Linked DNA regions of Homo sapiens: region 2 is linked to region 1. Evidence: chromatin contacts called from ENCODE Hi-C or POLR2A ChIA-PET data. All regions are on one chromosome and are shown on one strand. Each heading gives the region's core, a stretch centred on a gene start or an enhancer-like site at or near the end of the contact. The rest is flanking DNA. Distances are from core to core; before and after follow the strand shown. Region 1 overlaps LINC02069 (long intergenic non-protein coding RNA 2069). Region 2 has its middle 34 kb from the start of MAGEF1.

Region 1 (5,103 bases), core at 2,471-4,970:
AGAAAAGAGGATCTTGCTGGAGGCTCCAAGCTCCCTGTGCATGCGTCCAACCTTACGGAACTACCTTTAATCCCCTGAGCCCCAGGCCCGGCCTGACTCCTCCCAGACTATTTCCCTCCACCTGGAAGGACTTTCTGTCCCTCCTTTGTTAGCCAATTCCTACTTGTCCTCCAAGTCTTAGATGCCACCTTGTCCAGGAAGTCATCCTTACCCCTCACACTTAGCTGTCTCCCTCTTGCATGACCACACCTGGGCATAGAGGCACTGTCCACACGGTGTGACCCTTATATCCTCTGTCTGTCTTTCCTACCGGATCCTGCACTCCTTGAGGGTGGAAGCACTGTCTTCTTCATCCTGAACTCCTGGTACCTAGTAGAGTGCCTGGCACACAGCAGGGGCCCAGTCAACACTGGCTGAGTTGAACTGAAGGCCTTTGACTGCTGAAAGGAGCCTTGTTAGTTGCACCATATGCTGTCATCGAAAGTGCCGTGCAGACACGCCCCCCACTAGAACACTGACCGTAGACTCTGAGATTATCTAAACATACATATATTTGATCCTCTCAAATTTTTTTTTTTTTTTGAGACGGAGTCTCTCTCTGTCACCCAGGCTGAAGTGCAGTGGTATGATCTTGGCTCACAGCAACCTCCACCTCCCGGGTTCAAGTAATTCTCCCTGCCTCAACCTTCCAAGTAGCTGGGACTATAGGCGCCTGCCATTACACCCGGGTAATTTTCATATTTTTTTGGTAGAGACAGGATTTCGCCACGTTGGCCAGGCTGGTCTCGAACTCCTGACCTTAGGATGATCCTCTCAATTTTCTGTGAGCTCCTCAGGGAAAAGATTCAGTCTTAGTCTTCCCCAGGGCCTAGCAGAGCATCAGACAAATAGCAAATGCCTAATAAATGTTGAATGAATGAAAGAAGAGCCAACACATGATAAATATCTAAGAACATACACACAGTGTGTATGTATGTTTCCACCTCTTACTGAGGCTGTAAGATGCTGTTAAGGGCTGGAGGAGAGAGAAGAAACTGCTATCAGAGCAAGGTTGAGAGGAGGGAAGAGTAACATTTGTTGAGCACCTATTATGTGCCATCACTGCCTCAGGCGTCATCCTCATCTTCATCCATGAGGAAGAGATACTTACCTCATGTTACAAGTAAGGAAATTGAGACTAAGAGAGGTAAAGTAATTGCCCAAGGTCACCCAGCTGGTGGGACAAGTTAGGCTTGGATTCAAACCCAGGTCTGTCTGATCCCAGAGTTTATGCTTCTCCCACTATGGCCACCACTACCATGTTTCATGAAGGACATAGGTACTGAGCAGAGTTTTGAATGATGAGAGGGACATGACTTTGTAAAGGAGGATCTCAAACCCAGGCAAGAGGAGAGGACCGAGAGTTCCCAAGAAGGATGAATGCTGGCTCTCTGCTTCTGTGTGACCAGGAAGCACCAACATGACAAGGAAAAAAGGCAACTGTGGAGGAAGGCAATACAGCAGAAAGCAGTCACAGAGGCCTCTCAAAAACAGACCTTAAGGCCAGGTGTGGTGGCTCATGCCTGTAATCCCAGCGCTTTGGGAGGCCAAGGCAGGTGGATCATGAGGTCAAGAGATCAAGACCATCCTGGACAACATGGTGAAACTCTGTCTCTACTGAAATACAAAAAAATTAGCTGGGCGTGGTGATGCGTGCCTGTAGTCCCAGCTACTCAGGAGGCTGAGGCAGGGGAATCGCTTGAACCCAGGAGGTGGAGGTTGCAGTGAGTCGAGATCACGTCACTGCACTCCAGCCTGGTGACAAAGCGAGACTCCATCTCAAACAAAAACAAAAACAAAAACAAAAACAAAAAACAGACCTTCAGCTCAATCTTGGCAGAAGGAGCCAGTACAGAAATAGTGCTTATTTAGTGGCAAGCACTGTGCTAAACACTTTGTTAATACATTTAACTCTTAAAACAAGGCTATGAGATGGGCCCTATTAGCCACAAATACAGATGGGGAAGTGAAGGCCCAGAAGGGTTAATAACCTGCCCAAGAGCACACATGGCTGGCTATTAGTAAACCTGGGGTTTGAACCCAGACAGTCTAGTTCCGGAGTCTATGGCCACTACACCAAGGAGGGAAAGTGTGGCTAAGGATGGCCTTCAACTGGTAGAAGTCAACATCAGTCAGCCTGGTGGGCTTGAGTTTGGGGGTGTGATCAGAGTCTGGTTGGAGGGACTGTCCCAGACCAGCTCCGTGCCTCTGTCTAGAAAGTCCAGAGGCATTCAGGAAGAGTGCAACAGCCAAGCTGTGGGCTGCCGGAAGATCGTGATCCCCACACATTGTCCTGGTCTTGTGATTTGCTTTTTGGGGGAAGAAGGAACTTTGTACCAGAATACTAAGAGATACTTTAAACCTATGTTCAAGAGAATTCTCCCTACTTTGGAACTTTGGGTCTGGCTTCCTGGGATTCCCCCAACATCTCCCCTAACCACTCCAGAGCAGCCTCCAGTCGCCACCACCACCACCACCCTCAAGCCAGAAGTCATTTTTTTTTTTTTTTGAGACGGAGTCTCACTCTGTTGCCCAGGCTGGATTGCAATGGCGCGATCTTGGCTCACTGCAACCTCTGCCTCTCGGGTTCAAGGAATTCTCCTGCTTCAGCTTGCCGAGTAGCTGGGATCATAGGTGCCTGCCACCACGCCTGGCTAATTTTTTGTATTTTTAGTAGAGACAGGGTTTCACCATGTTGGCCAGGCTGGTCTCGAACCCCTGACCTCAGGTGATCTACCTGCCTTGGCCTCCCAAAGTTCTGGAATTACAGGTGTGAGCCACCGCGCCTGACCCAGAAATCATCTTAAAACATTCCCTCAACAACCCTTTACCTTGATACAACACCTCATAGTCACCAAAGCATTCTTACATCCTCAGCCCATGGGTTCCTCCTCCCCACATCAGCCCTGGAAGGCAGGCAGCTCAGAGATTATTAAACCATTTTACAGATGAGGAAAATGAGACAAGCTTAGTGATGTTTGCAAGCCACATGGTTGGTGAGTCACGTTGGCTGCACTGTTAGATTTCAAGGCAGTGAGACCAGAAGGTAGCCTCGTATGGGGAGGGGTGGGATCTGGGTTGAGGCAGCCAAGGATTTGCATGAATTGGATGAGAGATCCCAGCTCCTCTGTGTCCAGAAAGTTTCACCTTGAGTCACCTGCCTTTCCCTCCCCGGGACACCGCACCTTCCCAACAGAGCAGTGTTGAGTCAGCTCCCCTTTTTCTGCCTCTCCGAGGTACTCTCAGCCATGCCCTCCTTCTGGCTTTCGTAGGATCTGACTCAAGATCCACTTTAGGCAGGCAGTATCTGTGGAACCTTCTCGTGTAGGGCCCACCTGTAAACAAGAGGAGGTGTTTGGAAATTATTCATGAAAGAAGAACACCATGAACAGCATTTGACCTCTTCAGAGAAAAGAGATATGCAAGTTTATAGCGGTAGTGGCGATAGTAATATCCAATGACATAACAACTTCAACAATTACACTTGCATTTCTTCCAAAGAGCTTTAAGCATTTTCGAGTTTATTGGGCTATTTGATCTCATAAAAGTCCCACAAATGGGTAGTGCTGGTTATTATTATCATTTTATAGATGAGAAAACTGAGGCCCGGAAATATGTCAGTGATTGCCCAAGACCTCGCAGCGAGGGAGGAGGGAGGTAGGGCTGAGTCTGTTTCTTCACGTCTCCAGGTGTTTCGTGTGTGGGACTCCCTCTTGGTGTCTGAATTCCTGTGAAGTAAGGTGTGGACAGAGGAGGTGGCTGGTGGCAGGCTCAGAGGATTTTTCTGCACATGGTCACTGAGAGACAGTGAGTCAGGCACCCTTATTTTGAGTTCGGTTTCCTCTTTCACTTCCCCAAACAATTTCTGGAGATGGAGTTCACTTGGCACCCGTTCTCAGATGATGAGCTGGGGGTATGTGCACAGCTGCCCCTGAAGGTTTTCGTGGTAGTGGTGATCTGGAAGGGGTGGATGCTCACATTCTTATCCTGAGACTCCTCCTGTTCTCCTGGTCTACCAATCCCCTCTCCAGGAGGGGGGTCCTTGCTAGCTCTGTCTGTTACCACGGCCTCCTCACTGTTTTTCTGACCTCAGTATCTTTCCTTTTTTTTTTTTTTTTTTTTTTTTTTTGAGATGGAGTCTTGCTCTGTCTCCCAGGATGGAGTGCAGCACCGTGATCTCGGCTCACTAGAACTTCTGCCTCCTGGGTTCAAGCGATTCTCCTAGCTCAGCCTCCCGAATAGCTGGGACTACAGGTGTGTGCCACCACTCTCAGTTACCTTTTCTATTTTTAGTAGAGACAAGGTTTTGTCATGTTGGCCAGGCTGGTCTCGAACTCCTCACCTCATATGATCCACCCACCTTGGCCTCCCAAAGTGCTGGGATTACAGGCATGAGGCACCGCGTCTGGCCTGACCTCAGTATCTTTTTCATTCAATCATCTCCATGACTGACCTTCCAAAAGCTCTCCCTCCACCTCTCAGAAATTGTCAGTAGAATCTCATTACTTCTGGCCTCAGCTTGGCACTCAAGGCCCCACCCAGTCAAGTCACAAACTACCTTCCCACCCTTGGCTCCTCCCTCTCATCCTCCTCTTGAAGCTTTATCTTCAGTTAGACTGGAGGATTTGCCTAGACATGCTTTGTGTTTTCCCAACTCCACAGTTCCCTTGGCTTGGAAAGCCACTCCCACCCCTCTGCCTGCTGGATTTCTATGCAGCCTTCAAAGCCCATGACAAATGTCACCTCTCTCATGAAGCCCTCCTTGATTCCATCATTGGAAAATGAGCTTCTCCCTCCTGGGATGTCTCACAGCACCTGGCATACAGGTCTCCACACAAGCAGTTCTCTGTGTGTTGTGGCAGTGGTGTCAAGATTTGGATGTTTGTGAAACTACAAAGACTGCAGGATTCGGCAATACCACTTGTGGGCATGTGTGTGCGTGTGTGTGTCTGTACGTGTGTGTGTGTGTGCGTGTGTGTGTGTTGGTATGAGGAGTGAGCACAGCTACATAAACAATTGTATGTCAGAAAGGGATGAGACACTTACTAGGTTTAGAGTGTGTCA
Region 2 (5,671 bases), core at 2,434-4,933, 87 kb before region 1:
TTTATTTTTTGAGACAGAGTCTCACTCTGTCACCCAGGCTGGAGTGCAGTGGTACAATCTCAGCTCACTGCAACCTCTGACCCCTGGGTTCAAGCGATTCTCCTGTCTCAGCCTCCCAAGTAGCTGGGATTACAGGCATGCACCATCATGCCCAGCTAATTTTTGTATTTTCAGTAGAGACGGGGTTTCCCCATGTTGGCCAGGCTGGTCTTGAACTCCTGACCTCAGGTAATCCACTCACCTCAGCCTCCCAAAATACTGGGATTACAGGCGTGAGCCACCGTGCCTGGCCAAATCTGAATTTCTTCTCAAATGCATGGGGGAATCTGTTGTGCCGACATGGTTAGGAATGATTTGTCTAGTGAGTGGTGGAGAAGGCATCCTAGGCAGAAGAAACTGTATGTGCAAAGAAAGGGAGGTGATCTAAGGGCACAGAGGTAACGGCAAACAGTCAAATATATGTGTAGAAACCAGGTTATTTGGGGGAAAGGGGATGCAACTAGAGTGGGAGGAAGAAAATCAAAATGCCATTTTGTTTGAATCGTTGAAAATAATTCCCCCAGGAAGCAGTAATCCATTTCAGCCTTCCTCATTCAGTGCTGATTTGCCCAAGTGGCAGGGAGATCTGGTGCCGATTACCAGGTTTCGGTGCATTAGGTAATGCAACAATAAAATCTGGGTCACTGCAGCACAAAGTCCCCTTTATTTTGACAAGTGTAGTTTTTACTCTGAAGTGTTATCATAAATAATTAAATTAAACCAGTAAATGGGTTGTAGTATGCTTTGCTGCAGTAACAAAGTCTCTGTAACCCCAGACACTGAGCCACTCCTTTGGGGGATTCTTGGCTCGGAAACATTTGGGAATTTTTCAGAAGTCAAGAATATTTGGAGTAGTCAAAGGAGAGAGGTAGGGCTGAAGGCTTGTTCCAGCCCATCCTGCTGCCCCGTTTCCCACTGGGCTTCCCCATCCTGCTGCACGCCATTCTATCATTTGACCTGTGGCAGCTTGAATCTGTAAAGGGATCACTCCTCAGCCCTAGGCTGGCCTCGAATGAAGAAGGGTAGAGAGTCCCAGTGCACATATTGGGCAGCCTCTTTTTTTTTTTTTTTTTTTGAGACAGAGTTTCGCTCTTGTTGCCCGGGCTGAAGTGCAGTGGTGCAATCTCAGCTCACTGCAACCTCCACCTCCCGGGTTCAAGCGATTCTCCTGCCTCAGCCTCCTGAGTAGCTGGGATTACAGGCATGTGCCACCATGCCCAGCTAATTTTGCATTTTTAGTAGACACGGGTTTTCTCCATGTTGGTCAGGCTGGTATTGGGCAGCCTCTTTTTTTTTTTTTCCATAATGCCCGCTCAGGCATCAGGGCATCAATAAGTAAATACTTCAAATCTTAGGGTAGAAGGTCTTGCAGGGACTCTCAAGACCACCAGACAACCCACCACCATCCATGACTTTTACCATTTCATAGACATGAAAACCAGGGAAGTAAAGTGACATGACCCATTGCTTGTTGGCCGATGGACAGGATAAGTAACATGCAGAACGTGAGTGCCAAAGACGCGGAGACCCAAAGGAGAATGTGCTGGAGACACAGGGGCTGCATGCAGGCAGAGAAAGGGGAAGTTGCAGGAGGAAGGAAAGAGGAAACGGTAAGAGGCAGGGGTGAGGTCTGCTAGAGGGCTGGGAGCTTTGAACCAAGTCTTCAGGCGGAGACCCTGAGGAGTCATCACCGGAGCCCTCAAGTACTCAGACATCTGCCCGCTGCATCAGGACAGTTCTCAAACCAAGCAAGAGAGAAATAAAATCTCTGTAGTGAAGAAGGAAAAATGGTGCTGGAGAGAATACCCAGAGGCGGAACCTGCTGGCTTTAAAGCAGGAGATTTCGGTCCCTCCCCAGGGTGAGTGGGGCTGCTTTTTGCCTCCTTCTCTACCATCTGCCCCCTCCGCTCTCCCATCGTCCTGCCTGCTGGACATCCAGGCATCAGCTTCTGTCACCCTTGTCAGGGCCTGCAGATAAGGTGGCAGTTGGTGGCCAGATTAGAGGGGGAGTAGCATTCCACTGCCCCCTCTTTTGGTGGCATCCAGGCCTGTAGGACTCCATGCAGGGACAACTCCATTCGTAGAGCCAGAACTCCCAGTGAGAGTTCTAGAATGGGGGCTCCTTCCGAGTCCCAGAGCCTCCAGCTGAGCCAGCTCCAGGGAGAGCGTGACAAACAGGTATCCTGGACAGAGAGGACTCTGGAGACCAGAAGAGCCTGTCAGAATGAGGGGCCGAACAGCACACACGGCCTTCCCTCCTGCCCCTCCACAGACCGGCTGTTTTTCATAGCACCTTTAGTGGAAAGGAAAGCATGTTTCTCTCACTCCATGGAACTCTGAGCTATGTAAACAATAGAGATAGAGCTGGAACAAAAATCACCTACAGGGCCGATAGCTGCACCAGAAATCCCTCCAGGGAGGAGGCCAAGGCTCCTTGGTGTTCAACAGCACAAAAGCTCAGATATTAGTGAAGTGTCGGTGCCCGGGGCTTTTGCCCCAGGGCTGTGGGGTCTTGTTTAGAGGTCAGTGAAGGGGAAGGCCCACACCTGGTGGGCTGCACGGCACCCCCTCCTTCTCCCTGACATCTATTGCATCATTCTCAAGGTGTGTGGACCAGGGACAGGGGAAGTGAGCTCAGCTGACCCAGAAACCCCGGCAAGGCCTGTGCCCAGTTTGCTGTTCCTCACCGGAGACCTTTGGGGTTCTAGGCCACTCTTACGTGGTGATGGCAGGGCAGGTGTGCACAGGTCTGCCTATGAGGTGGGGATCTGCAACTGTCCCCAGAAACCCACTGCTAAACTGGGTCCTTAGGGACTTCACCGCCCTGCTGGCCTCCTCCTCCCTCTGAGGCATCATTGACTCCAGGAAGCCCTCTGTGAACCCCAAGGCTGCACCCTGGGGTGCCAAGCTTCTCTGTGTGCCTGCACTGCACCCTGTCATACTCAGAGCTTATCATCTCAAGCGTATCTCCTTAAGACAGGGCTGTGTTTGACTTATCTCTGTGCACACTTCCATATACAGTAGGTGCTCAATAAACGCTTGTTGGACAGAACGGGGCATCTCTAGGCCAGGCCTGGCATCCCTGGTCAGGACGGCTTCAGTGGGAGGCCCAGTTCTCTGGCCTCAGCTGCCCTTGGCTCAGGGGGTCCAGTTCGGGAGAGACCAGGGTGGTCAGAGCGTGCACTGCCCTTTAATCCAGGCCTGGGTTCTTTCCCGCGTCACGGCCAGATCCCATCTCCTCTTCAACACATAGCGCTGTGGCTACCACATTGCCTCTCTGGCAGACACTGTGGGGATGTGTGTAGTCAGGTTGCAGGGAGGGGGACTTTAAACAAACAGTCCATGGCCCCAGTCAGTGCCAAGGCTCACCGCATCCCCAGCCCCACACCCCCTCTCCAGGGCGAGCCAGCTTGCTGGACCGTGTGACCGGGAGCCCGCAGAATTCATTTCACAAAAAATGTTTTGGTGCTCTGCTTCTCACCCCATCCCCAGCTGGGCCAGAGAGCACCTGAGTGCCCCTCCTGCTCTCCCTCCCTCTTGGGCCTTTCGCCCCCTAATCCACAAAGTGGGGAGCGGTCATGTGGGCCCTCAGCTCTCGACAGGAAGCTGTCAGGCACAGCTGGCTCGCCGGGCCAGCTCCCTTACCGCCAGGGAGGCGGGCTGCCGTCCCCGAGCCCGGCTCGCTGAAACCCAACCCCTCTTTCCAGCTGCAGCTCGAAAGAGCCCCTGGCCAGCCTTCCCCAGGGACCCTGCAGCCTGCAGATCTCACGGTCAGGGAATTTTCCCTGCGCAGTGTTCCAAGTCAGCCAAGCCTCCAGAACAAAGGGCAGAGAGACAGAGACCGGCCTCTTCCTATCCCCCCATAAGTGGCAAGAAAGACCCAGCCCACAGAGGCTGCTCCCCTGATGTGGGGGAAGGGTATACCCAGAGGACAAAGACCATCCTTCCTGGGAGGCCTGTGCCTCGGGAAGCACTCCCCGGAGGAGCCAGGACCAGATAGATTTGCAGCAGCCCCCATTTCTTCCACCCCAGGGAGGAAAGTGACCTGTACTGGCCCTGACATCCCAAGGGCCACGGGTGTCAGGAGGCCTGTGTCAGAGTCAGGTGCTGCACAGAAGGGGATTGTTGCTGATTAGTGCGGAGGCACACATTCCAGAACGCAGTGATTCCTTTCCCTGGGGAAAATGCAATTTACAAAAGAAAAATGGGCCGGGCGCAGTGGCTCACACCTGTAATCCCAGCACTCTGGAAGGCGGATCACAAGGTCAGGAGATCGAGACCATCCTGGCTAACACAGTGAAACCCCATCTCTACTAAAAAATACAAAAAATTAGCCGGGCGTGGTGGCGGGCCCCTGTAGTCCCAGCTACTCGGGAGGCTGAGGCAGGAGAATGACGTGAATCCGGGAGACAGAGCTTGCAGTGAGCCGAGATGATCGCGCCACTGCACTCCAGCCTGGGCGACAGAGCGAGACTCCGTCTCAAAAAAAAAAAAAAAAAAAAAAAAAAATGGGACTTTTTTGTTGTGGTCCCTAAGAACAGACTGTTCCTCAAACTCAGATAATAAACTGCTGTCAAGCAGCAGCCCTGGTAACATGTAATAGAGTGGAGAGAAACCCGCAACCAGCATTGGTTCAAGCTCTGATATCATCACTAACTAGCTATGTGGCTGGTCTAGCTCTAGGGACACCCCAAAGCCATTGTGGCCAGGACAGAATATATTATAACTAACTTCTCTGAGCCTCATTTTTTCTCATCTGTAAGATGGGACTAGTATTGTTTACCAGGCCTACTTCCTTCATTTAGCAAACATTAAGTACCAACTGTGTGCCAGGCACTAAGTCTGTTGCTGGAAGCTGAGAAATAACAGGATTCCCCACCCCAGGTCACATTAACTAATGGGTATAAAGGTGCTTGGAAAACTGAAATGCTGAAATAAATAGATAAGGACCAGCTGTAATGATCTCATTAACTTTCTGGGAATGAGGCTGCTAAAGTGATTTTTAAAGTTCTTAAAAACAGTTAAGTAAGCCAGACCTGTCTCTGTAATCTGGCCTGCACTATTTATTTGCTTAGCAAACCATTTCTTCATAGATAGTGCAAAAGGAAAGACTTCAGACCAGCCCGAGGCAGAATTTATCCCAAATTCAGAGTGAGTGGGGTCTGAATTAATTAGGTCTTTCTGTAGCTTAATGTATAAACCTGGGCTCAGGAAATTTGGCCTTTAAAGCAGGTGCCCTTTCAAATGAGTGGGTTTCATGTGACTGTTTTAACTTCAGCTTCATTACCCTTTATGGGCTGCAGGAGTGGTGGGGGGAGCAGGCAGGAGGGATCTGGTGTGAGTCTGCTTCCGTGAATGGGGAGCCAAAGGAACCGTAAAACAGCCCCTGGGTCCTCAACAGCCTTCTCCCAACCAGGGCCTGCCAAGGTGACCTGCCTACCTCCCCATGGAGGTAAATTCATACTTACAGTCCCCGTCTGGGGTCTCCTCCAGTCTCAGGTGAGGGCAAGGGCCAAGGCTCCCAGTCCTACTTGTGGGGCTGGTCATCTGCTGGGGTTTCCTCCTTCGATCTCTCATTGTCCTTGAACTTCTTGTTCTAGCTCCTTGGCAGCCTCCAAACTCCACAGCGTGA

The links. A loop is a pair of places that touch in the nucleus more often than their neighbours do. ChIA-PET counts read pairs that join two places held with the same protein, here RNA polymerase II (POLR2A). Pooled maps may share reads with other maps.
Region 2: a loop to region 1 is called in a map of endothelial cell of hepatic sinusoid, with 6 times the contacts of the local background. The contact joins two enhancer-like sites. A Hi-C loop is called at or near these places in 1 of 168 maps with a recorded cell type or tissue (endothelial cell of hepatic sinusoid) and 1 of 50 pooled maps. POLR2A ChIA-PET finds 5 or more read pairs at or near these places in 6 of 52 experiments (AG04450, H1, PC-9 and 3 more).

What each region holds. Positions count from the first base shown.
Region 1 is chr3:184,762,096-184,767,198 of GRCh38, forward strand. LINC02069 (long intergenic non-protein coding RNA 2069) reads right to left here. Exons shown (of 3, transcript NR_110043.1): 2 at 3,225-3,374. Among named protein-coding and RNA genes, the nearest start is that of LINC02069, 8.5 kb to the right of the region's middle. Within about 2 kb of position 3,721, at least 4 of the 41 ENCODE cell types and tissues checked have a DNase peak (open chromatin) inside an H3K27ac peak, as active enhancers do.
Region 2 is chr3:184,675,498-184,681,168 of GRCh38, forward strand. No RefSeq gene overlaps it. Among named protein-coding and RNA genes, the nearest start is that of MAGEF1, 34 kb to the right of the region's middle. RefSeq lists enhancers at 2,651-3,155, 3,156-3,661. Within about 2 kb of position 3,684, at least 5 of the 41 ENCODE cell types and tissues checked have a DNase peak (open chromatin) inside an H3K27ac peak, as active enhancers do.